Regions from separate parts of the Homo sapiens genome. Here region 2 is linked to region 1. Evidence: chromatin loops called from intact Hi-C (ENCODE). Cell type or tissue: GM12878. All regions are shown on one strand.

Region 1 (2,500 bases):
TACAGGCTTGAGCCACCGCGCCCGGCCTCTTAACCACTTCTTGAGCCTCTCCCTGTGACTGAGGAAGAGTCTCTGCCCTCCCAGCGTTCACAGCCCAATGTGGTGGGGACAGTGTCTCAGTGGTTGTTAAGACAGTGTGACGTACACCCCAACTGGGGTGAGGGAGAATTAAAGAAGGCCTCCCAGGGAAGGTAAAATCTAGGTGTAAGACCTGGAAGATAGATGGGATGGGGACAGGCCATGCGGAGTCCTGGAAGCAAGAGAGCGTGGTCCGCTCTAGAACTGCAAGTTCCATGTGGCTGGAGGCTGGCAGAGGCAGGGTGCTAGGAAGGAATAAGGCTGGCAGGGAGACCAGGGCCTGGGGAAGCCAAGAGAGCTGGGACTCGATCCTGAAGGCAGTTGTGGGCATGGAGGTCGCTGCACAGCAGGGACACAGTCAGGTTGGCATTGGAGAAGGAGGACCCTGGCTGCAGGCAGGTGGAGGGAGGGTCAGGGCAGGTTCTGGTGAGGGAGAGGGGACGATGGAGTGCCAGCCAGGTTCAGGAAGTGAAACCGATGGGGTGTGAGGGAGAAGGAGGAGCCAAGGACGATTTTCTGTTCTTGGCCTGGGCAGCCAGGTAAGTGACAGCGTGCCCTAGGGGATGTGGAAGGAGGAGTGGACTGGGAGAGAAAGGTAAGAAATCAGGTCAGTTGGGTCACAGCAAACCAATGACCCAGCAGGATCTTGAACATCAGACTGGAGTCTTTGATTTGAACGTGAACGGCACCGAGAACACAGCTGTGCTAAGGCCCCCAAAGAGAGAGTCACCGGCCCAAGGACAGGGTCAAGGCTGAGGTCTCCAGGACTCCTGGTATGGGGCAGGGACATGGTACAGGAAGCTGAGGAGGGTGGCCAGAGATAGCAGGAGAAGCAGGGGGCGAGATTGCCAAGCACAGCAGATTCAACAGCGTCAAAGAGTGTGGGACCGTCAGGCAGGTTGGAGCCACGGTCACAGGTTTTGATATGGAAAGGTGACCGCAGAGGAGCATCAGGGTACAGTGGGGACAGCAAGGATTCTTGCATGGGAGATGGAGCTGTGGGGGTGTCCCGCATCAGCAACTCCACCTGTAGACTTTTGGGGTTATAAGTGACAGAAACACAGCTCAGTGTCACTTAAGCCACAAAGCGGCTGTATCAGCTCATGTAACTTAACAGCCTGAGGGATGCAGAGGCAGGCAGTGGGCAGAGAAATGAAATATCCAAGGATGGTGATGAAGCTGGAGGAGAAGAGTTTTGGGGTTTTTTGTTTTGTTTTCTTGAGACAGTCTCACTCTGTCACCCAGGCTGGAGTGCAGTGGCATGATCTTGGCTCACTGCAACCTCTGCCTCCTAGGTTCAAGCAATTTTCATGCCTCAGCCTCCCAAGTAGCTGGGATTACAAGTGCCCACCACCACGCCTGGCTATTTTTTTGTTTGTTTTTAATAGAGATGGGGTTTCGCCATGTTGGTCAGGCTGGTCTCAAACTCTTGACCTGAAGTGATCTGCCCATCTTGGCCTCCCAAAGTGCTGGGATTGCAGATGTGAGTCACCATGCCCAGGTGAGTTTTTGTTGTTAAGGGATGATCATAGCTGGCACTTCCAGAGCTGGGGGCTGCTCTGAGCCAGGCACCGAGGCAGGTGCTCTGTACGCCACACTACTAAAATTACAAAAATTAGCCGGGCGTGGTGGCAGGATCAGTCTGTCCATGAATGCTAGGAGTCTGGAGTGCATGGTGAAGCTGCTGAGGCCCACCACATTCTCTTGATCAACCCTATCTTTGCCCTTTTCTGGAGCTTTTCTGCTTCTGGCATGACAGACTTTTGACTGAAAACCAGAAATGTTTTCTGCTCTGCTGAGTGCCCTAGATATTTTCATCCCAAATTACTAAAAGTTGCTTCTTCACCAGTTGCAAGGTTTCAGAAAGAAAAATTTCCTCTTCTGTAAAATATAAATGCGGTTTTTGCAAAGTACCTTGAGGTTCCCACACTACTGAGAAATAGGACAGGCTGCTCTTGTCTGCCAGGTAAGGTGTTTCCAAAGGAAAGTATGGGGTCAGGCATGGGCTCATGCCTGTAATCCCAGAACTTTGGGAGGCCGAGGCGGGTGGATCACTTGAGCCCAGGAGTTTGAGACCAGCCTGGGCAACATAGCAAAACCCTGCCTCTACAAAAAAATACAAAAAATTAGCTGAGCGTGATGGTATGTGCCTATAGTTCCAGCTACTCAGGAGGCTTTTGTGGGAGGATCGCTTGATCCCGGGAGGTCAAGGCTGCAGTGAACCGTGATCGCACACTACAGTCCAGCCTGGGTGACAGAGCGAGACCCTATCTCAAAAAAGGGAATTATGGCCAGGCACGGTGGCTCACGCGTGTAATCCCAGCACTTTGGGAGGCAGAGGCGGGCGGATCACCTGAGGTCAGGAGTTCGAGACCAGCTTGGCCAACATGGTGAAACCCTGTCTCTACTAAAATTACAAAAC
Region 2 (2,500 bases), 49 kb after region 1:
CTCCATCTCATAAAAAAAAAAAAAAAAAAGAAGCCTTGAAACCTCAATTATAAGAGATCATTCAGAACAGATTATTTATTTACCTTATAATCAGCTGGAAATGTCATTTTTCATTGTTCTATACAATGCGAACTGTGAGAATTCCTGGTAGATTTACATATCAGAAAAGTACAGATTTCTTATCTAATTTTTTGTTACAAATACTATGTCCACAACAAAAGCTGTGAAATTAAAATGCACTTTTCACCCTAGGCTATACTAATTCACTGATACAAAAAATGTGACCACTGTCTACAACTCAAATTGAAATGTAATTCAATCTTCAAACACAGAGGTTTCATTACATTATTTTAATGTATATTCTCTCTTCTCTTTTGCCTGCACAGTCACCTGGCTGAATGCAAATAAGGGATAGCTACTTTTTTTTTTTTTGAGACTGAGTCTCGCTCTGTCACCCAGGCTAGAGTGCAGTAGCGCAATCTCCACTCACTGCAAGCTCTGCCTCCCGGGTTCACGCCATTCTCCTGCCTCAGCCTCCCGAGTAGCTGGGACCACAGGTGCCCGCCAACATGCCCGGCTAATTTTTTTGGATTTTTAGTAGAGACGGGGTTTCACCGTGTTAGCCAGAATGGTCCCAATCTCCTGACCTCGTGATCCACCCACCTCAGCCTCCCAAAGTGCTGGGATTACAGGCGTGAGCCACTGCGCCCTGCCAGGGATAGCTACTTTTTTACATATTTGTTTGGACGGTATGGCTTCAGAACGACGTAAAACACTGGAAATCAGGTTTGGGTTTTTAAGCCTGGGAAAGTTTTCCCTTTCTCCAAATTGTATTATCCTGGTCAAATTTTTTCAAAATTGCATGTGTCATACGTAAACTTACGTGACAACTGGAACTGAGCAGGCAGAAAAGACACTGAAATCCACGGAGCTGCAGTCGGGATCACAGCAGCAGTTGATGTCACACTGTGCTGGGGATAAGTCACAGACACAGAGAACAGCAACTGCAGAAAAAAGAGGGGTAGGATCCAGAACATCACCATCAGCAGGTGGTGACTGCCCCCTGCCACCACAGTGTACCATAAGTCAATTTCATAAAAAAGATCCATTTTATTTTTCCTATTGCACTTTGGGGGAAATTTGTGAAGTGGAAATGAGTCAGTTTGAGCATCCCACAATCAGAGGTTTCCCCAAAGTGGCTAATGATCTGACTCGCTTGGAAAGTTCTGTTAGTGCTTTGCCTACAGAGATGCTGATTTCGTAAGCTGAATATGAAACCCAGGCATTTGCAGTTTTCAGAAACTTTCCAGGTGATGCTTATAATTAGACAAGTTTAAGAACAAGCACCCCTAAACCATTTGCCTGACCATAAGAACCACCAGTTTAAAACTCCAAAGTCCTTAAGCCCCTCCTCTAGAGATTACGATTCAGAGGAAGGGCCCACTTAAACCTTCAGGAAAGAGACTTTTCAATCTTGCCCCCTCTTCACGTATAACCTGCTGCTTTAAAGCTGAACTCATATTCACAGACCCTTGGCCAAGAATCATACCGGCTCAGGTGCTCAGAATGTCTTTGGTGATTTAGACAATAAGGTATGAGGGCGGGGTAGGAATCTCCCCCACCTCACAACTTTTAATTATTTTATTTATTTATTTATTTTTTAAAGGAGTTTCGGCTCTTGTTGCCCAGGCTGGAGTGCAATGGTGCAATCTTGGCTCACTGCAACCTCCACCTCCTGGGTTCAAGCTATTCTCCTGCCTCAGCCTCCTGAGTAGCTGGGATTAAAGGCATGCACTACCACGCCCAACTTTTTTTTTTTTTTTGTATTTTTATTAGGGACGGGGTTTCACCATGTTGGCCAGGCTGGTCTCAAACTCCTGACCTCAAGTGATCTGCCAGCCTTAGCCACCCAAAGTGCTGGGATTACAGGTGTGAGCCACCACTCCTGGTCAACTTTTAATCATTAATAAGGATGATTTTTCTTTGCCGCTTTGCAACAAAGATGATTATCTGGATTTTTAATTCTCTATCTTATTCTGTCAAATAAGGACAAGAAAACCCTTTTAAAAAATAGAGAATGAATTTATAGTTGCAATTATTGCTGGAAGGGAAGAAGTAAGATCAACCTTCAATCTTATCTGTAACGTTTTCTTTTTCAAAAGAAGATTTCAAACCAGGCACGGTGGCTCACATCTGTAATTCCTGCACTTTGGGAGGCGGGCAGATCACTTGAGGTCAGGAGTTTGAGACTGCCCTGGCCAACATGGTTAAACCCTGTCTCTATTAAAAATACAAAAATTAGGCTGGGCGCGGTGGTTCATGCCTGTAATCCCAGCACTTTGGGAGGCCAAGGCAGGCGGATCACAAGGTCAGGAGATTGAGACCATCCTGGCTAACACGGTGAAACCCCGTCTCTACTAACAATATAAAAACTAGCTGGGTGTGGTGGCGGGCACCTGTAGTCCCAGCTACTGGGGAGGCTGAGGCGGGAGAATGGCGT

Evidence for each region. Hi-C counts contacts between places; a loop is a spot of excess contacts. Peaks named below come from ENCODE experiments on the same cell type or tissue, not always from the same donor. Only the 100,000 strongest peaks of a DNase experiment are listed, where the experiment ranks them.
Region 2: it touches region 1 in a loop (4-fold over the local background); 2 of 110 quality-filtered maps call a loop at or near these places.

Annotation. Positions count from the first base shown.
Region 1 is chr12:110,667,301-110,669,800 of GRCh38, reverse strand. The region is part of intron 3 of HVCN1 (hydrogen voltage gated channel 1); the gene reads left to right. All of the region lies in intron 1 of LOC124903017 (a long non-coding RNA gene), which reads right to left. Among named protein-coding and RNA genes, the nearest start is that of HVCN1, 21 kb to the left of the region's middle. RefSeq lists an enhancer at 680-779. In GM12878, a CTCF peak has its summit at 1,171; DNase peaks (open chromatin) are centred at 144 and 544; H3K4me3 peaks cover 2,500 bases; H3K27ac peaks cover 2,500 bases.
Region 2 is chr12:110,618,340-110,620,839 of GRCh38, reverse strand. TCTN1 (tectonic family member 1) reads right to left here. Exons shown (of 15, transcript NM_001082538.3): 2 at 884-1,004. Among named protein-coding and RNA genes, the nearest start is that of TCTN1, 5.5 kb to the right of the region's middle. RefSeq lists an enhancer at 1,088-1,307. In GM12878, a CTCF peak has its summit at 1,062; a DNase peak (open chromatin) is centred at 1,179; H3K4me3 peaks cover 1,059 bases; H3K27ac peaks cover 1,737 bases.